Regions from separate parts of the Mus musculus genome. Here regions 2 and 3 are each linked to region 1. A link is a loop called in an ENCODE intact Hi-C map of the cell type or tissue named here. Cell type or tissue: left cerebral cortex. All regions are shown on one strand.

The links. A loop is a pair of places that touch in the nucleus more often than their neighbours do. Peaks named below come from ENCODE experiments on the same cell type or tissue, not always from the same donor. Only the 100,000 strongest peaks of a DNase experiment are listed, where the experiment ranks them.
Region 2: it touches region 1 in a loop (2.4-fold over the local background); 3 of 42 quality-filtered maps call a loop at or near these places.
Region 3: it touches region 1 in a loop (6-fold over the local background); 3 of 42 quality-filtered maps call a loop at or near these places.

Annotation. Positions count from the first base shown.
Region 1 is chr4:28,811,145-28,819,144 of GRCm38, reverse strand. Epha7 (Eph receptor A7) reads right to left here and starts at 6,014. Exons shown (of 17, transcript NM_010141.4): 1 at 5,665-6,014; 2 at 1,636-1,700. The coding sequence starts at 5,761. In left cerebral cortex, CTCF peaks have their summits at 4,140 and 4,843; DNase peaks (open chromatin) are centred at 4,198, 4,801, 5,296, 6,131 and 1 more place; H3K4me3 peaks cover 5,399 bases; H3K27ac peaks cover 3,035 bases.
Region 2 is chr4:28,295,156-28,303,155 of GRCm38, reverse strand. The region is part of intron 2 of Gm52725 (a long non-coding RNA gene); the gene reads right to left. Among named protein-coding and RNA genes, the nearest start is that of Gm25378, 66 kb to the left of the region's middle. In left cerebral cortex, no CTCF peak of the experiment used is centred here; DNase peaks (open chromatin) are centred at 1,262, 2,945, 4,060 and 5,267; H3K27ac peaks cover 1,321 bases.
Region 3 is chr4:28,863,668-28,871,667 of GRCm38, reverse strand. Epha7 (Eph receptor A7) reads right to left here. Exons shown (of 17, transcript NM_010141.4): 4 at 956-1,111; 5 at 1-7. Among named protein-coding and RNA genes, the nearest start is that of Epha7, 55 kb to the right of the region's middle. In left cerebral cortex, no CTCF peak of the experiment used is centred here; no DNase peak of the experiment used is centred here.

The sequences.
Region 1 (8,000 bases):
AATGCTCTTTATAAATATTATATGATATTTTTATAAAATTATAAAAATATTTTCTCATTGCTCAGCAACAATATTGCTTTATGTAAGAACATGTGAACAAATCTGTCATATAATGAAAATCCTTGGGTTCATATTTTCTTGCACATATTATTGATTCTTACACACACACACACACACACACATGGTTAAAGTTTAACTCAAGATTCTCTGGACTGATAAACTGCTCATTTGAGCCCAAGATAACACTGACAGTCATAATTTATCATGTTGTAGGTTACATGGATGAAGTACTGCAATCATTTATCAGTTTACTTCTCAGAGATAAAACCATCTTCTGAATCTATTTACTTTAATTGATGGATTGTAGAAAATGGGCTGCATCTGTCACTGGCAAGAAAGGTATTTATTTATTTTAACCATGAACGTCTTTCTACAATGTATATTTTCTAGTGGAAATATTTTACATCCAAGGAAGTACCTCAATAGATTTAGAGGTCTTTTAGTTCATTAGACTTTTAGACTACATTGGTAAATTATCTGTCACTTTACCATAATTTCTGGTGGCCAACACAGATAATCACTATATAATCCCAGAGAAAATCTCTCAGAGTTCAATGTAACAGAAACTCTGAATATTTTCAGCATGCTTAAAATTTCTCATTCTATTAAATGGGAAGTTTTCTCAGTGACTTTTTAGTTAATGCTATACTGATTCTATAATTTTGTTTTTGTACTTTTGTTCTTATGGTAAAATCAGTCGAAAGTGTTTTTTTCTTCATCCATATTTACTGCACCTTTAGCCCCAGATTTCCACATGTGTTAAAGATAAACTTAGGTAGCAAGGGAGGTTCTTTCTCACAGTCTACTGGCTTCATCAGAATTGAAGAATTTGTTCTAGCTCATCATCAGAAACTACTCATAAAGATGATGTTGAACTAAACTTAAGAAATATATCTATCTGAATATATTAAAAATTGTTTTAAAAACTAAGATTCTTCTTAGATTTAGACAGACTTATTTAATGTTAAGTCCCATTCGTTCCAGCTGAATTTTGCTGTAATATGGATGTATTTCAGCCATCATTTTTGATTAATAACAGCAGATAGTAAGATAACAACACAAATTTTAAGAAGCTAACATTTTATGGCAAATCTTACGTCTCAATATTCTTTTACAGTTTTTGTTACCCTCTGGAGTCTACTGTGGACAATGTTAAAACTATTTTTAGAAGATGAAAACAAGTTTCATACTGTTTTAAAGAATTACAGAGGTTCTACCTGGTGATCATTACCCAGAAGCATAAGGCAACTGTAGAGGCTTAAGTGAGTTAGCGAAAAGAATGTTCCCTGCAATTAGTAAGCATTTATAACCTGAACAAACAGGCATGATTGATACGACTCCCAGAAAGAACTCAAAGACTCTGGGCTTGATTTATTTTATTTTCTCCTTTCTCAAAGTTCAAAGTATACTTTCTATACTTTGAGAATCTAATATCTCATGAGAAAACAAAACATTAAACAATAATGTTAAGTTTTAAGCATTTTTAATGTATGGACATGAATAGTTCCCTCAGAGGGAAGCTTTCCTGTCTTTCTCTGACCAGCTACGATCATACTGTATGAGGTCTGTACCTACCCCACTGGGTGGAGAGGAAATCCATTCCAATTCTGTTTGTTGTGCTTTCGAGTCCAGTAATAGTACTGAAAAAGAGAAGTTTTATTTTCAATGTTACAAAAAAAATTAAGCACATCTCTAAACATTTTAGGATAAATCTATTTTTTATATAAAATTGCTACTTGATGACTTAAGACTTATATAAATGCATCAAGCAGTGAAGAGCCACAAAATACAAGCATAGGAAACTTTCTAGAGGGGGAAACATATTAAATTATACATGCACTTGTTTATACCTTCAATTAAAGTATAAAAAATATATTCCCAGTGAAACTAACATAAAAATGAGTTTAGAAAGCTAAGCTCAGGTACAATGGTTGTGCAGTAATAACATACAAGATCTTTGGAAGTCAGGGAGTTCACTACATTTAAAGACACGAACCTACTAAGATATCATCCCCACACTACTATTCAGCCTGGCTCCACTTTTCAATATTCTACCAGCGATACTTCCTATCGTCTCTTGACAACTGGGGTTTAATATTTAAAGGGGAAAACCCTCATAGCACCTTGCCTTCTATCAATATGAATATAGAAATGTTAAATCTATGTTAAACAATGCTACCATGAGGAACAAGTCTCTGTTATCTACAAGCTGTGCTTTTAAACAAGACAACCATCAGCTTTCAAATATATATATATTTGAAATTATATATATATATATATGTATATATATATATATATAATTTTAAATTGGACATTTTTCAACATACTAGCTATTCTCTAGATGGGTTAAGCTCCCAGCTGACTTTTACAAGGAGTTGTATTCCATCTTTAGACTACCAAAAACATAATTAATATTTATGAAAATTGTGATTAAAGTATTATTTGTATTAATGGAATAATTCATTAGAATGTTACCTGTTATAACACATTATGCTTTCAGTTGGTCATGATGTTACTCTAAGATAATTATTCTTATAAAATACTTACTGACCGAATTGATTTTAGAGCTACATAGCTTTGGTGTTTTAAAACAATATTCCTGACTGTCAGCATTTTCACAAATAATCTATTGGTCCAGAAATCATCGTGAATATTCTTTACATATGCTTAATGTCACCTCCAGGAAATTGTTCAAATTTTGACTTGAAAATATGTACTCAGATAAACTTCTTAATATTGAAACATATTCAGACTCCAATTTTAAAAGGTTTATGCTTTGAAAGGTAAAGAAGACGGGTGTTGAGAGACAAAAGAAGAGTAGATGATGCGCTCAGTTCCTTCTCCAGGAGTCAAAGTTATCCCCAGTAAATGGAAACAGATAGATACAAAAACAGGAGTCTGGTTTTAGTGTAGTGCATTTAAGATTGTCGGGGGGGTGGGGGAGAGGGATCGACTCCCTTTCAATTAAAAATACAAGTCACTTATAAATTTTCAATTTGTGTTCTAACTTGGAACACCAGTAAGTCGTTGGATTAGTGTATTCAGAAGAGCAATTGAGAAAGGATAGTTTCACAATACCTTGAGAAGGGATGAAGCCCAAGGAAACAAATTCAAGTCACAGAACTCTCTTTTGGAATTTATTGTGGGGGATGGGGAGCTTTTATATTGACAACAACCAGTGGATTTTAAACCTACATGACCTTTTGGGGTTAGTCTTAAGAATGAAATGAACCCTGAGATTATCCTCTCCTGCTATGCCTTTCCCCTCGGCTACCTGCTGGCCGGCAACTTAGCAAAGAAACCGGCAAATCAAGAGGAAGTAGAAGGTGGCCACCGAGCTGGCGAGGCTTTCGGAAGCTCTGGAGTGCTGAATGCAATCGCCCCGTGACCGTCTTCCCTCTGGACTGCCGTACCGAGTCAGCCTCACTGCGCGCCCCGGAGAAGGCACAGGGCAGCTGGCCGCTACCGGGAGTCCAGAGCCGCGGCTCTGCGGTGAGCCTGGAGGCTCCAGCGCTGCCCGAGCATCAGGGCGGGGCGGGGCGGGGCGGGGCAGCCAGACGGCTGCGCCCGCCAACCTAGCGTCCATTACACTTCCAGACCTGGGACTCCAGGGAGCGGGTGGCGCCCAGCCTGGGCAGGAGTCGCGAGGAACAGACGGGCTTTCGGGAAGCGCCTCCTCTGAGGGCGCGGCGGCGGTTGTACTGTCGGGATGGAGAGCAGCGGCCGCAATTAGCCTCAGCGTTCCCGGGCCACTCCTGCCGCGCTAGGGAACCGGGAAAGGGGACCCGGGAGGTTGGTCGCCACCCCAGCTGCCCTAGAGGCCGCGCACCTGCTCGCGGCGCTGCTGGCCAAGCTCCTTGGGTGCCGTGATGCCCCGGGCCACCTCCGGGTAGCAGCGCTCAGGGAACGCCACCGCCTGATTGCGCGCCGGAGCGCCCCGAGCGTCGCCACCGAGAAGTCGGGCGCGTTCCCTACCACCTGCCTCTTAAACATCTTGTCTGCATCTAAAGAACTCAGGCTCCGAGAATCAGAACCCTCTCCACGTAGCACCGGAGGAGGAGAGCAAGAGAGGCCTGCTGGCTGCAGGCACCTCTCCCCCTAGTGATGCAGTTATTTATAGCTCAAACTCCTGCTGGAGTCTGCCAGAGCTCGCGCGCGCCGCTTCGCCGTGCGGGGCAAACTTTTCCTTAGATCCCGCTATTCCGGAGGAATCGGGACAAGGTGGCAGGGTGTCGGTTTCTGGTCACCAAAGTCAAGAGGCTTGAAATGTATGTTTGATGTGTGTGTGTGTGTGTGTGTGTGTGTGTGTGTGTGTGTGTGTATGTGTGTGTGTAGCAGATGCTGGTCCACCTGCAGACATAACCATCAGCTCAGAGGCACGTTTTTCTCTCAATGGATTCAGCGTCAACACAGACTGCAGATGTGCAAAGTGGGGCCAGAAGGTCAGGCTGTTCCAAAGTAGGGTACTGTACCGGGTTGGGGATGTTGAGTTAACGAAGAAGGGTGGACGAAGAGAATAAAGAAAAGCCGCGTGAAATCTTAAGTTTTAGGAATAAAAGAATCGAGGACCAGTATGCCCCCTCCCTTTAGTACTGCTATGACCTAAATCTAACAGATCTCTCGCCCTCCACACCCCCGAACAGGCTTCTAAAGTATCCAAGAAATCAACCTTAGAAACGCAAGCTTGTCAGATGAGGTACCGGTATTGTGACACTGCTTAGCAGCAAGACACTTCCTTTGACAGGATTTATTTTTCCCCAGCTCCAACTACAGGCACCAAAAGGTATTTTACCTTTTGCCAATGGTTCAAAGGAGACGCAGGGAAAAATACCCACGTACAGGCGTATCCTGTGGTCAAAAGAAGCCTCCCCTCGCGTACCAGAACTCGTCCCCAGAGGCCAGGACTGGCTACTTGGACTCCCGGAGTACCGGACCTGGGCCAAGTGACGGGAGACTTCTCACTCGGTGGCCTCTCCGTGCAAACTGCCGGCTGCGGCCAGTCCTCCCGGCGGCGGGTCGAGCCCGAGCCCCGCGCGCTGCCTCCCCTCGCGGCCGCATTGTTTCGAGCGGCAGCCGAGCGCCCACCGCAGGCCCGCGCCGCTGCCGCCGCCGCCGCCGCCGCCGCCGCAGTGAGCGAGTCGGCGGGAGCCCGAGCGCTCGCAGCCACGGAAGTCTCGGCTCCTCCGGGGAGGCTGGGGGCGACGCGGAGCTCCACTCCCCAGGTTTCGAACCAACTCTCACTGTGGCGTCCACGGCAGGCCGACCGCAAGAGAAGGAGCAAACGCGGCGGTTGGAGCTGAAGACCCGAGATGCCGGATGCAAAGGAGCTCGCTCGCCCTTCAGCCTCGCCACCATGGCCCCCCGAGCTGCCCGGCTGCAGAGCGCGCGCCAGTCCCCGGCCACCCCTTGGAGCTCCGGGGCCCCGACTAGTCCCGGCCGGTCGCCTCTGGTCGATTGGAACTGAGGGCGGGGAGGGGGCGGGGGGTCGAGGGAGGGTCGCCCGGCGCCGGAGGCGCGGCGGCCAGCGCCGCGGACCCGTCGGCTCGTGCAGGTAGACAGCGAAATAAATAAGTCAGAACAAACTTTGCTTTCCTCTGGCCTTACCTTCCTTCGCAGCCTGCGCCTCCCCCGTGTGTGCAAAGCCAAGCAGCCAGATGTAACACAAAATAATCCACGAAGGGAACCGAGTTTGAACAACCATGGTGCATGAGCAGGTTTGATTTTTTTAGGCTGCAGTTGGGTCGCAGCTCTTTAGATGCTGTTTGCTCCGAAGTGGGTTATTATTGTTGTTATTATTGCGCTCCTCGCATCGATCCCCTTCTGGGTCCCAGGCCGTCTGCTCCACGCTTAGCTGTTTGATTTCTCTCTCCCCCCTCCGGTTCGTTCGCACCGTGTTTGCTGCCTGCAAGTCTCCGACTGCAGACCGGCCGCTTGCTCCACACTCCAATAATATCAATTAGGGGGGAGGAGGCGGGGCTACGAACCCAGAGCCTCCGCCACTCCGACTGAGTGGCAGCCGCAGCCCGCCTGCTAGGCGGCGATTCCCACGGCCGGGGGGCGGGTCCCTACGAAGTGGCCGCCTCTACCTTGGAGGCGGGGTCCTGAGCAGGAGCCAATCAACGCCGAGCGGAGTCGGGTTGCGAGTCCAGGATTCCCTCCCAGATCGGTTGCCGGGAAAGCGGGGACGAGCCGCGTTAGGCCAGCGGCGTGCAGTCGGGAGCACTTGGCTTTTAGCTACTGCAGCTTCACTGAGCTGAATAAACCCGAGAATAACTCTCCCGTCTTACACTCCTGTATATAGCAGTGCTGCTCAACGTCTTCTAGACGGCATAGGCGAAACAAGCCTTCCCTCAACTACCAATCACCGACCCCGACCCGGACAGTGAAACTGAGCTATGCTTTTAGAACGCCTTTTACTTTTTTGTTAGCAGCCTCAGCAGGTCGGATAACTTTGGTTTTCTGCCTTTTTTCTTTCTTTCTTTTCTTTTCCTCTCTTTTGTTTTCAAAAGTTTGAACTTCTGTTCTGTAACTCGAGAGGCATGTTTAACTACTACTCCCCTATCTCTGGAAAAATAAAATTAATCAAAAGTGCCCCCCGCCCCCCAAAAGAAAACCTTTCAATGTTTGCCTGAGTTCACAACAACCTATGACAAAAGAAACAGGGAAAGTGGGGCTGGAGAAAGGAAGTCTTTTGTTTTATGCTCGCCTCTTCTCTCCTTCTATCTTCAGTTTCTTCTCAGGCAAAATAGGACCTTAGAAAACGTTTCTTGTCGTTTTTACTTACATGCTTCTCATTTTCTGGGGTCTTTCATAGGTTGCTCTACTTGAATTGTTTCCCATTTCGCTGTGTAAATAACATTCAGTTCTAAAGAAAGCCGCCAGGTACTAAATTCACATAGCCATTCCTTCTACTTGGGCAAACATTTACTATTTTCTGTAGTTAGTCCATAATTATTCTGTAATTATCTTTCTAAAAAAAGCTAAGACTAAAAATGTAACCAACATTTCCACTTGAATTCACCCAATCCTAGCTACAAGAAAAAAGTGTGTGGAGAAATCTGTTTTCCATTAGGCAGTTTTGCACACTTTGCAAGCAAGAGGTGGTTGACATTGTAAAATGAAAATCTTAAAAATGTAATGGCCAAATCATCTATGTCAAGGGTCACACTGAGTAGATAAGTACGTCATATTTTAAGATGGATTTTCCTTTTATTGTTCTATATTTTTAAAGAAAAGGAAAGAAAAATAAACACTCATTGATGATCAGCCTTTATTTCTGATGGACAAAAAGTTCAACCTCGGACTTCCTGGTTGACCTCTGGAAATGTGTGCTGGTTTCTCTCTGATATGTACAGGAGGGATAGTGTAGATAAAAAGAGATTACAGCCCCCAGATTCTTTTCTATTTTTACGGTTTTCTTCTGTTGTTTAACTTGCCTAATATAATTATACCAAAGAAAGAAATGAAGTTTTCCTTCTTTTCCAATCACGTCGCTTCTGTAGTTTATGTATTAAATTTTACGTATTGCTAGACATTAGGTCTATTGAATATTTTAGAAATTATGCTTAAAAGTCTCTTAAGTGCCCTTTAAAGATGCATAAGAAATGGAAAAGGCTTCATAGATTAATCTTGGAAGGAGACAAAACAATATAGGCAAAGCACACTGGTTACAGAGAACACGAAGCCTTATTAACCCAAACAGATGCAATCAGGGTAAAAGTTGGAAGCTCAAAGTCAGAATTAAAAATATAAATCACTCTTTAAGCTTTAAAAACTCACAAAATCACAAGATGATATGTATTAAACAATTTCTAATCGTCAAAATAAATTTTCCAAGGTTTCGACATTTTCTCTGAGGTCTCAACATCCTAGATTGCCACCAAGATAGCTTCAACGGTTTAAAATACCCCTTTCATCTACTGAAGGACTCCTACTTGGTG
Region 2 (8,000 bases), 520 kb after region 1:
TTTTTTGTTTTGTTTTGTTTTGGTTTGGTTTGTTTTTTTTCAGGCTTTCTCTGTATAGCCCTGGCTGTCCTGGAACTCACTTTGTAGACCAGGCTGGCCTCGAACTCAGAAACCCTCCTGCCTCTGCCTCCCGAGTGCTGGGATTAAAGGCATGCACCACCAATCCTGGCTAGGTTTGTTTTTCTTAAGGTAAGATGTTTGTTGAACTCAATGAACAGTATTTAAAGGAGAGTATATTGAGTGTTTTTAACTTTTATGGTGTGATAAAAGTGATGAAAGTCCATCAATCTAATCAATCTATCATTTATTTTATAAATGTTTGACTGTAAATAAAAGTTCACTACTAAAGCTAGTGACCCAAGGCAGTGATATTAGTGAAGTAACATTAGCAAGTATTTTGATCTACTGCAGGAAGAAAACTCATGAAATAACAACAAAAGACAATGGATGAGAATGTTCATTCACCAAAATAAAATAAAGTTTTTAGGAACTGCTATTCCATAAAAACGAATTTGTTTTTTGATGAAATAAGTGTATTGGCTTTATAATTGGCTAAAAATAAAAATATCTTCTTGGGCAAGCTGAATTGTGCCATTTTGTATATGTAGCCAAGTGTTGAAACAACAGGAATTTCCTGGTTGATTTAAGATATTTGTACTGAGTCATGGATTAATTACATAACAACTAGGGGGCATATCCAATCAACAGAGACAAATGTGACTCGTAAATTTATTTTAATTCATAGTAAATAGTATTACAGAATAATATTCTAATGACTTTTAAGTTAAGAACAAAATAGAAAATATTAAAAAAAAAAAAAAAAACAGTCCTTAATCTTTGAAGACTGGCATATGCTGAGTCACAGGATTAGAAACAAAGGAGGCTTTAAGGCTTTGAAGGTATTCCAGACACTCATGCTGTTTTTCAAAATCAATTTAGAAAATAAGTACAAACTATATTAGGAAATAACTGCATGTCCTGGCATCCACATTTAATCAGGTGGCAGCAACTGAGTCCCCAAACAGTGATCTATAAATGAACAATGCAGCATTATTAGTAATACAGCCTCACACTTCATGAACCAAGCTAAAAATAACAGCACAGTGTAAAGCTCCTTGCCATGAGGCACCCATTGCAGAGGCATCTCTTCTGCATCATATCCTCACCCCTAAAAGGGGTAAAAAAATCAATAGAACTGTCACTGAGTCATCCACACTTCTTAACTCTGGTCCCTCCTGGCAGATGCAGCACCCGCTGCTGTTTCTGGTTCTGCAGTCTGGCCTGCTTCACCAGTGATGGTAGTTACTGGCAGTGGTAGGGATTTGAGCAGATCTGACTCAGTGTCACACAGGCCAATATTATCATGCACCCCATGAGTAAGGAGAAACTGCCAAAAATGTTCTTAATTCACAATAGGCAGATTACAAGAGTCCAAATGGAGCTGCAGTCCAGATGCTGTGGAGGAAGAGCAGGAGGAGGAGGAAGAGGAGGAAGAAAAGAAGGAGGAGGAGGAGAAAAGGGAGGAGAAGGAGGAGAGGGAGGAGAGGGAGGAGGAGGAGGAGGAGGAGGAGGAGGAGGAGAAAAGGGAGGAGAAGGAGGAGGAGGAGGAGGAGGAGGAGGAGGAGGAGGAGGAGGAGGAGGAGGAGGAGGAGGAGGAGGAAAGTGATGATAGAATTCTTTTTTTTTCTTTTCTGTTTTTGTCTGTCCCTTTTTGTTTAGTCCATAGGTCTGGAGTTTTGATGAATGGCTAATGACCCCTTTTTAGCTGTATCTTTAAAGACAGTCTTGAAGGAACCATGAGATGAAAGGATTCTACTTAGAATATAAAAGAAGATGCCATCATTCACCCTTTTCCCTGAGCCTGCGTTCTTCCTACCCAACCCTCCCTCCCTTCTTTCCTTCTCTCTTCTATCCATTGGTAACAGTTTACTACTTGACACTGATTTGGCTTTTCTCTTTTAAAAGGAAGGGATTTTTTTTTTCATTCTGAATAGTGTGTGTGTGTGTGTGTGTGTGTGTGTGTGTGTGTGTTTATGTAGGAATATAATTAACTGACAGTTTCTAAATACTTTCTTAGCCACTTTATACTGCCTTTGGCATTTTCTTCAAACTCCTTTAGTTTTTACCTTGGTTAAAATTTTAAGTTCTCAAACCTTGAATTAAGTACAAATCTATTTGTAATATAAATAGAAAAGTCATGAAGAATAAACATATTTCCATACTTTCCTGGGATATTGAAAATAGCTTTTTTACACTGGAAAAAGCACCAATTTAACCTTTCTAGCAATGAGAGAAAAGGCTGATTCACCCCCACCTAAAACAATTTGTTGTTATAACAGCACTTGTAACATAATCGCAACTACCCTATGGAGTGTTCATTGCTTTTTAGATTCACAAGAACTGTTTTTTGTTTTTTTGTTTCCTGGGTCTGTATTACATCAACATAAATTACAAAGTGGTTGGATGCATAAAATATTTAGAAAATTATCTTGCTTTAAAAAGAAATCACTTAAAGTGGTGCTATTTTCAAAGAGCTGTGCAGTCTATGATATATCAAGGATGTGAAAATGACTTTTTGTGTTAGAAAATTGGCCTTTAACAAAGCAAAAAAAAAAAAAAAAAAAAAAAAGTTAGACAATTCTAAGTGCAAAGCTATTAACTGACTGATTTCTGATCCCTGACTTCGGATGTCATCCTCAACCCAGTGACTGGCTGCTCCTCATCCTGTGGGAACAGCAGGCTTCCGAAGAGCCTTCTTTACAAATAACCATCAGTTCAGACAGAGGAGACCCAAGGAGAGCCAGTTCAATCTTTCGCATCATTACCGGCCTCATTGTTTTGCAAATCAGCCGCACAAAGTGGAACACGTGCACGAATCCTCTTACAGGTTTCTGAATGCCGGGGATTTCAGACTCTCGAATCCTGGTGATTAGCAGTAAATGAATAAGCTGCATGACAAATCGTTACCTTCACCAGATAAGAGACTAGTTTCAATTAAAGATTGCCGGTTATAGCTTGAGTTCCTCAAGATGTGTCCATCTATAATGAACCCCTGTTTGTCAGTCAATCCAGCATTATTGTGCAGTCAGCCTTACTGACACGACCTTATTCGAATAGCTCAAAACGTTATCTCTAAAGCATTCTATTTATAGTAGAAATATGTAGACCAAACCCAAACACTGTCTAATTTAACATGTGATTCCTCTCTTGGCAAATAACTCGTCTCAAGAGATTCTAAATCTCGAATTGGGGAAGTCCTGAGGCCATGAGACCAAACAAAGCATAAATGAGTTGTCTCTAGCTTGTCTGGCAAAGTTGGTTTTTTGTTTGTTTGTTTGGTTGGTTGGTTGGTTGGTTGGTTGTTTTTGTTTGTTTGTTTGTTTTGTTTTGTAAGTTGATGTTACAAATGTAACTCTTCATCACCTTTGGTCATATTTCACTATGAGTATTTGCTATGGAGTTTTAAAATTTTTGGTAATGATGTTTCAGTACAGTTTCCCACACAAGTAAAAGTCTCGAGTTGTTTATTTGGGTCTCTAACAGTGAAAGCCTCTAATTACAGAGTGCAGCTAGCAAGTCAGCTGAGCGGGCCTCACAAAACATCACGCCCAATGCCAAGGCACAGAGAGAATTTACAATGCATTTCTCACTTTACAACGTTTGGATATTTAACGTTTTGTTACTTTTAAGGTTGTAGTCATCTCTGCAATAAGATATTCTTCACCCCTGTTTTTAATCTCTTAATTAAAGAGAACTTAATCTCCACTGATGCAGAGAAATTGCCTGAGGCTGACGGCCCTGTAGGTGTGAAAATATACTTCTCTAGACTAAAATCACAGTATAGGAAACAGTTGGCACTGACCCACATTCTGACTTACTCATGTGGGCAGTTCTATGTCACTTTACTGCGGAGCGCATTTATTTGTTACACATAGAAGAGCAATATTGGTTGCGTGGAGTACACAAGGAGAGAAACGATTTCCCTCCCACTACCATCTGCTGTGGAACACACAGGTTTTCCCATACAGGTTTAGTGCAAGCTCCTGTCCTTGGAGCAGAGGCAGGCACAGACTGGGCTGTGATCACAGTGTGAACCTTCCTCCCACTCCTCAGCCCACAGACATGTTCTCAGGCTGCATTCCGATTCTGAATATAGACTTCCAAGGAGCTGTTGAAACATGAGCCACTTGGGTAAACAGCAGAGGCAGGAGATGGATTGGGTGAACTGACAGGGCCTCGGAGCGCATGCTCAGTGGCTGCTGTGCTTATGAGACCAATTCTCCTAAAATGTTGAGATATTTAAAGTTTTCACTAAATAATTATTGATTTATATTCATAAAACTAAACGCAATTTCTATGTTACTTATCCATACTAGTGAGAGTAAGGGGACACTGAGGAAAGAGTTATTTATGGAATGCTGAGTATAACTCCCGCCTGACACTCTTGTACCTTTCTGTCTCGGCCTCCCTCCACCTCTCTGTCGTTCACACAGCCTACTTGGAAGATTAGCACTATGATTACAGAGCTACAAATCCAAAGGCTTACTTTGTGTCCTTGCCTAACCATGTATAGTTTGTAGACTATTTCCTAAATTGTTTAAGGTGCTTGCTTATCTAGACTCATCCTTTAACCCCCATTGTTGTTTTACATGTATCTGTTCACAACCAAGTATATGGTAAATTTAAGAAAAAAGGACCAACATTTTCTTTATGGAGTTTACTTTCTATCTTATTCTGATACATATTTAACATTAATCAAAAAAATGTACAAATATGGGAACGATAAACGGCTCAGTGGTCAAAGGGGTCTGAGACTGAAAATCTGGATTCGTTCCACAGTGCCTACATGGTAGAATGGCAAAAAATGACTCCCAGAAGTGGTCATGACATTTCCAGATGTGCCAAAGAATATGAACACACACACACACACACACACACACACACACACACACACACACACACACACAATGAGGAAAATATTTAAAACTATAACAAAGACAAAACTGCTTTAACTGCATCATGGGCTCATAACTTTCATTGTTAGCAATGTAAGTTTTACGTTATAAAAATTCTACCCTGAAATCTAATGAACGAACTTTGAAACAGAGTGAGAAGATCTACATATAACATTGGTTACAATTATTGGGCTCTTGTTTATTGTTGTTTAAAAGGAAAGATGAAGTTAATCTCTGTTATAAGAATGGGAGGAGTGAGATTGAGAGTGAGGGCAGGGCACCCCCTACTGATTTCACCACACAGACCTGAGCAAGAATGATAGGGACCCTGTGTTCCTTCCCACACAATGTCAGCTTAGCTTATAGCCAGGGACAGGCATTTGCCATCCCCTTTTCCTTAGGCTGTCCTGGAAGCAAGCTTTTTAGTTGATAGAGAATGATTTCATCTGTGAGGTTGCAATTTTTCTGAAAAGGTGTTTATTTTCAAACTAGAATCTCTTTTCCCATAAACTTAACCCTTACTGTAATTATAATCAATTCTGCTATATAACTAATGGCCCATTACTGTCAGGTCTAAAGGAAACACCAATCCCCCAAACTCCAAAAGGCAGTCCAAATATCCAGAAACAAGCTTAATCAGGACTATAAGACTTCTGTCTGATACAAGCCACCATTCACCAGGAACTTGTGAAGCCTGGTCCTATCTACCAAAATAAGTCATTTACCTTCCAGCAGTCAAAGTAGAAATATGGCTCTCCAATTAACATATATGTGTGTTTCCTATCAGCATAAGGCAGATCCATTCTAGCCTCCAGGCTCTGTCAGTTCCTTCATATGAGTACTTGGCTTGCATCTCCAAGCCCTACACCAGGCTCCTGACCCTCCCCTTCCCACAGCTCCTCAGCATTCTTAGAACCCAGCTATCCTCACTACTCTAGGCTCCTGGTTTGCTACTCTAACCATACTCTCCCTAGCGGCTACTCTGCGCTATTATCCCCTTTGACAAATATGCCTAGTCATGTCCATTCCATTGTACCGAGGGATTGTTTATCCTGTGTTTTAAAACACACCAAAAAGGTTAAGAACACAATCCCTAATAATGCTGTAGATACTTGGAAAGGCTAGAATCTTGTTTGTGCTTTAACTTCAAAGGCTCCCCGATCTGAAAGAACTCCCTGCACTAATGTTATTTCTCAGACATTGTTTTCGAGGACTATTAATAATAATATTCCATCTGCTGTATTCCGTTTTAGCACGGATTCATGCAAGCTCACATAAATCTATGTGTAATGCATTTAGGACAGTTTCTGGCAGTGTTAAAAAAAAAGTGAACTCTGTCTTGTTTCTAAATCCCTGACCATATTTCTGCCTTTTTGTAAGGGAGGGATATGGTCTATTTTAAAATCCTATAACACCTGCCAAATATTTTAAAGACCACTTTTGGGGAAAAAAAAACAGCTAAAATCAGGCAAACCGGCAGCAATACACACACACACACACACACACACACACACACACACACACACACACACACAAAAGATTTTATATATATATATATATATATATATATACATATATATACACATACATATGTATATATATATATATATATATATATATATATATATATATCAAAGCTTATAGTATATAGTGGTATTTATTGGTAAAAAATTCTAAGTGTATGACAACAGACAAAAATAAACCAAGATTGGTGGAGGGGTTTAGAACTACTTTGGAAGCAGTATCACCTATGGTGAAACACTATCTATTCAGAGCAGACACATACACAAACTCAGAATTTCAACTGAAGAAACTGAGATTTAGACATCATAGAAAACTAGAGTGCCATCTCATGTGTAGCACATGATAGTCAGCATTCAAATCCCTGACTGTTTTCTGCTGAAGTCATTTCTGTAATCATTATGAAAATTGTTTGTGCATATGGGCTTTAGGAAGCAAACTACATTGTTATAGTTGACTGGAGTCATGTTAGATAAATCTTATTTATTATGAGATTAGTGTATATGTATTGCATTGCAGTATCAGCAAAATATACCCTGTAAGTAAAATTCATGCAATTTCTGATCTGTACAATTTTTGTAACAATTTTTTATGTGAGAGAAGAACAAATAGCTTTTTAATTATGTCCTCATTTTTTTATATTTTACAAAATGAAAAAGAATGGTATCTTAGAAATATTAGAGAAGATATTTTAACATCTCATGAATAAAATGTAAAATAAATTTGGGAGGAAGTGAATATATGTAATTTGGGAGCAAATTCATATTCACATTTTTTCATTTCTAATCTCTTCATTGTCTCTTCCACTATACATATTTTCATACTTCCATGTCCTCTTTTTTCTTAAGTAATATAGTATTTTATGTATCTCACCTCATCCTTCCTTTCTGATTCATTCATTATTATTATTCTTATAACTTAAACCATTGAAATAAATGTTAGAGTCATTGTAGGACATGGATTTGTGGTTCGAAGTCAGTTCGCAATCACTTATAAATGCTCTGTGACTTGCTTTTGATCAATACAGACAACCTCTGTTTGGGAAATAATTTTAAACTTCATCATGCATCATATGACAAACCTGATAAATTAAAAGTTATATAATATGCCAATATTTTTATACAAATCATTAAAATCAACACATTTCTCAAGTGAAATCATATTTATAGAGTTGGCCTCATAAAGAAACTAATATGAACTATATTAAAAGACATACAATGAAAACAAAAGCATTATGCGTGCGTACATTTGGCCCATTAAGCTCAAATAAAGACATTCCTAAACTTCCTTGTGAAAAAATTTAAAACATTCAGTTTTTGATTGTTTGTTTGTTTTTCATGAAAATCCTCCACTCATGTTGGAGGGAGCTCTGTGGAAGGGAAGATGGTAAAATTGTAAGAGCCACTTAAAGGGAAAGTCTTGTATTTTCTGTAATCCACATTTTTAATTTCTAAAACCTTTTAAAAAGTGGTTCCTTCTGCCCCTCCATCACACCTCTGTGGTGTTCTCATTTTGATTCTTCTT
Region 3 (8,000 bases), 53 kb before region 1:
GGAGGCCCTTTGGAAGCCAAAAATAAATAAACAAGTAGGTAAAAGAAGAAGAAAAACGTATACAAACAAAATGAACAGTAGCATCAATGAAGAACATGAAAATAGAATACAGCTAACGTGATTTCTTTCACATAAGCACTGAATCGTAGTTACCAGAGAAGTTATATAAGCCCTCTATGAATTCACTCCATAAGAGGCTTCATTTCTTTTTGGTTTATGTTGAACAAGAACAGGACAACAACTGTCTTTCTATTTTTGCCACAGCCGTTCACAATGTTTCTTCTAAGAAATTAAGAAAGTTAGCACACCCAAGGGGAAAAAAAAGTTATGTGATAGTTTTCTTTTGAGCCATATTAAGGTAAACACACTGACTTCATTCACATTATGCTCAAGAGATACTGATAGCAATGAGTGGGTCTGCTATTTGGGCTTCTCAAATATTCATTAATTTTTTAAGCACCAAAATGGAAGACTGGTTCTTGTTTATCACCGAGACTTTAATTCAGAAAACACTATTTAGTCACATTTGATCCACTGTATGACCAGTAATGTGTAATATTTTCTAAGAAATACTATATGTAAAGTGTTAGTAAACGCCTCTTAAATGGTGAGAGGTAAAGTTATACTAACATTTCTATTTAACTAAATCTATTTATTAAAATGTTTTTTTAAATTTTTTATTGGTTAGTTTATTTACATTTCAAATGTTATCCCCCTTCTCTGTTCCACCTCCAAAATGCCCCATTCTACCCACCCCCACCTCCTGCATCCACAAGGGTGTTCCCCCCACACCCCACCCCTGCCCTAGCATTCCCCTTCAAGCATCAAGCCTTCACAGGACCAAGGGCCTCCCCTCAAAGTTTCAAACTTGAGGTCTGCCTAAGTGATGCTCCTTTGAGGGCTGCAAATGAATGAAAAGGAGATCTAAGCCATTCTTTCTGTGGCTTGAACTTACTCGTGCATGCAACGTATGGTGGATCAGAAGGAGCTCTGTAGTACCCATCTTCACATTCACACCTGGATGATCCTTCTCGGTCAGAGAAGCTGTGGGTTGGACAACGAGAACACTGGAGATCCTGAGAGGAAGATTTGTAGAACCTGCGGCCACAGGCTGGAGAGGAGAGAGGTAGGACAGAGTAAGGTGAAGTGGGCCAGTACTGACTGTGACGTCAGGGGATATTCAGGAAAAAAAAAAAAAGAGAGTGTATCTCTTTTGTGAACAATAAACTTCCCATGACCTAATATATGCTTTAACATGTTGTCACAGGGGAAAACCATGATACATTTTAAAACCAAAAAAAAAAAAAAAAAAAAAAAAAAAAGTACAACTGCACAATAGAGAAAATGTGCACTTGCAGCGGGTCTCAGTGCAATGCTAAATATTAGAACACTGAAGAGTCCATTGATGGTCTCAAGTAAAAACAGAGAACCTTCAAATCAACATTCGAACTGCATAATCACTAATAATGATACACAAACTTCCACCTGGATATGGCTGAAATGCTTTGCTCCAAATTTCCGGGGACTCCAAGCCTCAAGTTGATCACATGACAGTTATACAGTAGGCTCCTCTCCATTTTCAAACCATTTTTGTTAAAGAAACACTTAAATATCAAGTCCATTACAGAGAAAGTCATATATGCCCTGGAGTGGATGGCGTTCATGTTCTCCTGGGCTCAGGGAGGTGTAGTGCTCAGGAAGCCAGCAATTGCTCTAGGCAGTGAGCAGAGAGCCATAGATGCTGCAGCTCCTTCCCCAGCTGGCTACTGCCACTCACTCAGACCCCACTGTGTGAGGTACCCATGCGGCAATTAGTCTTCTTAGATATTTTATATGCTCATGATTATCTTCAGTTCAAATTTTGCAAGTTGAAAATTTTTTTTATTATTTCAACATCGTGACTATTTCTTAAGGATACTCTAAATATGTGAAATATCATTCTTTATATTTATTAAAATAATACATAAGTACTTTGAGTTTTATTGAGAAAACAGATATATCTAAAGAAACATTAGTGAATATTTTACACCTATTTTAAATTTTTAATTTTTTGTGTGTTATTTTAAAATGAGATCTCTCTCTCTCTCTCTCTCTCTCTCTCTCTCTCTCTGTAGTCCTATGTATTTTATTTAGAGCAGGGAGGCCTTAAATTTGTAGACAGCAGCCTGCCTCTTTCTTCCAAGTGCTGGGGATAAAGGCACATGATAGCATATTAAGCTCTAAAGTTTTAATCTCTACTTGAAGGTTTAGATTGATCTCCTTGTGTGCTACTCAGAAGAAAAAAAATCTGATTCAATTCCCTGGATAGTACTTGATACTTCAAAGGGTGTCATATTTCCTAAAAGTTTGAGTCATACTTTGCTTTTGTTTACATGCTCAATATTTTTGTATACAGCTTTGAAGTGTTAAAAGGCTTATTATTATTTAGGATTTGAGCAATTAATGCTGTTTACAAGATAAGCATGTTAAACAGCATACATTTAACTTATAGACATACAGATAATCAAGAGCACTTCATCTTGTTGTAAATGTAAGATTCACTACTACCCTCAGAACCTGGTCCTCTAAACTGTGTTTTCCAGTACACACAAGTGGGAAATGGGAGCAATCACATTAGACAAAGACACACAGCGCAGCCTTATGTATTCTCAATAGCAACTATTACACACAAGGTACAGAGAAAGCAGGGCAGCTCCACAATACCACGTCACAGCAAAATTAACGACACGTGCAGATTTGATCTTGCCCTATTAAAGATGTTCACTGGTAAGAAAGAGTCTAGTATAAACTTCTCAGACCCCCTCACACAAAACTGTTACTTTATCAAGATCCACTGTATCTTGCTTCGTGCTCCATCGGTACACAAGGATAAAAGATACAGTGGGAGAACACAGAGAAGGTACTGCTTCTTGAAACAGTGAGGCTTAGAAATGTCAGATAGTCTCTCCATGTCACTGATATCATTTATTTTTAACAGACTGTGGTCGAGATCGAACACATGAAGGGGAGCACAATATCACTATGACTTGATATTTAGCAGGTAAGGATTTCAGGGAGCAAGCTAAGGCTCACTAGTGGAATCTCTGCCAGCCTCCATGTTAGAAAGTCAAGTTCCCAATGAACACTCATGATGTTGGGAATGTATCTATAATATGTAAGGTTGAGAAATTTAAAAGTCTTACTGCTCATCTTTCAAATTGCATTAAATTGTATTTCCCCTTTAACAGATGGGGAAACAGATTTGAAGCAAAAGTAACCTGAATTTGTCAAATAATTCCACTTGCCTGCGTTAAAGCTGGATTTAGAAAACAGGTCTGCACACAGAAAACCGTATGCTGGTCATGACAGGAGTCTCAGTTCCGTGCTAGCTCTCAAGAATTTTAGTTACTTTCAGTAATCTTGTAATTTTCAATAGATATATTATCTCTTTTATGTACTGCTACTAAGTTACTACGATTATTTTGGTTTAGAAGTCTATGTAATAATACTCTAATACATTTTAATGAAAGATATTAAATAGACCATCTCAATTTCACTATGAATTCTGGCACCACACAATTATGGAATGCATTCATGGCTATAATTAAATAAGGGTAATACTAGAAAAATGTTCGTAATTCTTTCCTTTGAAGTAATATTTGGTTTAGTGCAGGTAACATTGAAAATTATAAGTTGTAACAAGTTAGTTTATCTAACCTCAAAGGAAACTATCAATTTAGAGTTATTAAAAGTAAGTACCAATTCTTTAGAGGCAGCATATTAAAATAAAAGCAAGAGCGTGTAAAAGAAGAACCTTTGTATCTGGCGATAACAGTGAGCAAGTGGGTGGTAAAATCCTTGGGAAGGAAGTAACAGATGTTCTTAAAATTAGAAACTGAGATAAGCTATCTATGTAAAATAGCTAAAGTCAAATACTCGATGAGATAAACTTATAAAGTAGCCTAATCTGGAATGAGCATGAAACAGAATTCAGTCTCCCAAATACTACAAAATGGCTGCACGGGAAGTCTGGCAACTTTTCTGTCTGAAAGTGCAGGTGGTTTTCTAAAACGCACTAGAAGAAGACTTCAGAGGTAAAGGCATGCAAATGCACAAAGGGACAGTTTCTGTACCAGGTCGTATGGATCATCTAAGAAAGACTGCATAGGAACTGTGAGATAACCATTTAAAATTTCCTTCTCTTCTTTTACATCTAAATTAGCTCCATGAAACTTGAACTCAAAGCCACTTTTCAGGGTGTTTAATCCTATAGAAAAATAAATTGCACTAAGAAACACACCAGTGTAATGTCCTGCCTGCTAAGCTTCCCTCTTTTGCAATTGATCCTAAGTGTAAAGGAGCATGGTGTTGCATTCACTGAGAGTGAGGATATGTGTAAAAACTGTGTCAAATATTTAATTGTCTATATAAAAATAATTTCTCACCTATGACTTTAACAACAGTTTTCTGTGTTATGGCAAAGCCCTGAATTCGATTCTTTTGATTGATCTTTCTGTCCTTGAGCCCTTATATGAAAAAATAAATTTACTAACCTAACTCAATTTTTGTATACTAAGTGAGTTTTGAATTTTTTTTTGTCTGTTTCTTAAACAGAAAACCAGATGAAGAAAGATTCTAGGAAAGTTCCATATACTAGACTTCCAGAACTTTCTCTATTGTATCTGTAAAATTTTATGACAGCATACAATAAGATCTGTTGTTTGCTGCCATGAAAAAAAAAAACCCTAGATTTTAATATTCAAATATTTTTATGACAATATGTCCTTCTATATTGTAAACTTATTCAAATAATATTTGCAACTCAAATTCCTTTTAAAAAGCACAAAAAGGCAGTCTGGTTTAGCACTTATAAAATAATTACATAAGAAAAGTATTATTAATGGACCCAACTTCTAAGTACAAATATAGTTAAGACAGTTGACTCTATAAGCCTGTATTTGGTTCTCCTTTTGCATTCCTACTAATCACATTACCACAGTTGCCTTCCCTGGATTCCAGGTGTTAGAGCAATGAGGGCCCTGGCTTCCGAGTTGATTTCTGTCTAATGCAGTCAGCAGAACAATCAGAGCTCTGTTTGAAAGAATGCATGCTCTAAATGAACATTCCTTAAGTCCACACAAAAACACTAAGCATCGTTCACTCTGCTCCAGGCTAGGCAATAAAGCTAAAATGGCTCCTCTCCCTTCTACACCAGTGTTCAAATATCAAGACTGGGTTTGGTTCTTTTACTTTATAACCTATGGATATCTGATTATTTAGTGCATAATCAAGACTGGAATAATGGCAATATCAATGGTCATGTTAAAGTGTGTGTGTGTAGGAGGTGGGAACATCGTGGTATTTCACCTAGAGACAAAGAACTACCAGAAGATAACAGACTGGTAGGAGAAAGAAAATCAGCCTTTCCCAGGGATAAGCATCTATATTAGTTTTCCAAGCTGAGTTATCAGCCTTGAACATATCCCCAACAGATTATATTTATATATAGCTCTCTGTCTCTGTCTCTCTGTCTCTGTGTGTGTGTGTGTGTGTGTGTGTGTGTGTGTGTGTGTGTGTTTGAATAAAAATCAAAGAAAAGAAAGTTATCAACTTAAGGGGAAATGGAAGGATCTGAGGGAGGGGACCTGGGAGAGAGGAGACGGAGGAGTAGGGAGAAATGTAATTCTATTTCATTTAAAATACATTGAAATAAATAAATTAACAATCAAATATATAAAGGTCCTCTTTATATGATCCACTGAACTTAAGGATGTTCGGGGAAGACTTCCTGCTTGGGAGTGGGCACTTCCACCGATGTCAGGCACACTTGACATTACCCTTGACATTTGACTAGAAATCCATATCTTGTTTGGAGATTCATATTGACTGTATATTAGGAGAGTTTTGAAAAGACACAATTTCCTTGACTAAGTAACAGTTATTAAATCATGATTGGGCCCTGGATATTTTTGTTTTAAAAATTATTAATTTGTATTCACTTTATGAAATGGTGGGTTCAGGGGCTTGCTGACCACACAATTAGGCTTAAAAGCCAGGCACAGTGGCATTCCCTTGTGACCCCAGGCCTGGCAGGTGGAGACAGTAGGATCATAGGAAGCTTGCTGGCCTGCCAAACTGGCAAGCCCTGTGTTCAGTAAGAGACTCTCTCTCAAAAGAAAAAAAAAAGTGGAGAGCAATCCAGAATGATGCTAGCTATTGACTTTAGCTGTCTACACACACATCTGCATACAAATGCATATATCACAAAGAAAATTGAAAATCATAGTAGATTTAATGTACGGCAATTTCATGCATGTCACAATCTTTGCTCATATTGGATATTTCTGTGTTTTAAAGTAAATCACGTTTTCATTACCAGCTTCTGAAGATCCTATGTAGTTCTTAAAATTATAGATGGTCATGTAAGATGCACAACAAAAAGTAATCTTACCTCAATTTAAAAGATCATGATTTAGAGTAACAAGCTACCCAAACCATAAGACTTAAAGAAATATTACAAAATAAAAACACCCCTATAAGCCAATCAAAACCGGAAACAAATAACTATTATGAAATGAAAACACACATAAGGAAATCACAGAAAATAAATATTTCTGTACCGAAGATATATAGAAGATCATAGGCACCTACAAGGATGTAGAAAAGCATTAGTCACTACAGAAGAGCATGTCACAGGCATATGAGACCCATCTACATTGAAGAAGATGGCTGCAGTTGCAAAGGCTATTTAAAAAGAGAGCTAGAAAAAGGCATGAGAGTGGGAAAATTACATAGGAGGGGCATCCAGAGGAGTTGAAGGGGGCCTGGAATGGACATAATCGAGTATAGCATTACCGCAGAATAAATATAAAAGCAAAACTAAACATGGCAAAATCACCAGAAGAAAAATTAGCAACAAAACAGAGAAATGGGAAATAGAGTAAGTGGCTCTACCATGACCATGAGGATGTGACAGTTCCTCACATGGGTAAATGTTGTAGCCATGAAATGTAATGGAATATATGTATTTACCAAAAACAAACAAACAAAAACCCCAACACCCCTAAATACTGACACACACAGGGCAGTACAAATAACCTGACACACGAAGGAACAAAGTTACTGCCTCTTATATATGTTAAATATCCAAAGCAGGTAAGTATCTACTGATAGATGTAGATTTATGGTCATGGGGAGCAGAAACAAGCAGAGGTGAGTGCTGTTAGTGGGAAGTGTTTCATGGTGGTGGTGATGCCAATGGCCTGACAGTAATGTGCAGTGGCTATGACTATGGGACACTTAAATTATGACCTTCAACAGTTGCTCTATATGGCATAGGAACTGTATTGCATTATAGCTTTAATAATTAAGTCTAATAATAATACAACTTCATATCTGAATGTTCGAGCAGGCAAACGTTAGGGAAAATACAATGAATTAACTGGGCATATAAATTCTTTTTCAACAAATACACTCTGTATGTGAACATTTTGTAACATTTATATGTAAGAAATTACTAGCAAATCACTAATAACTTACATGATCATCGTCTTTCCCCATGTTTATTCTGTGTGCAGTTTACAGTTGCAGAGCTTAACTCTTATCTGCACAGAAACTTAGGATGTAAAAGAAATGATTAACAGTTCAAACTTATAGTTATGATTGTATAGTATAATTTTAGTTTAAGTTTTGCCCTTCCGTTTTGCTATGGTGTCTTATATAGGTTGAACTCATCACAAACACACTAAGCAGCTGAGGTTGGAGCAGCATCAAAATCAAACTTCCAGTCGTCTGTGTCTACTAATGCTAGGCTCAGTCATGAACCACAGTGTCTGACTACAGGAGAGACCTTGGATCCATCAGATTAGAGCTGTATATGAGGGAGTCAGTGACCGCATCGTGCACAGTCTCCTTGTTTCCCCGTTACTTTGTGAGGCAAAGGTCCTTTGCTTCCCCTGAACCATCCACACTCCAACTCCCTGTGTGCTAAGGGAATAAAACTAGATTCCTCTTGCTCAGGT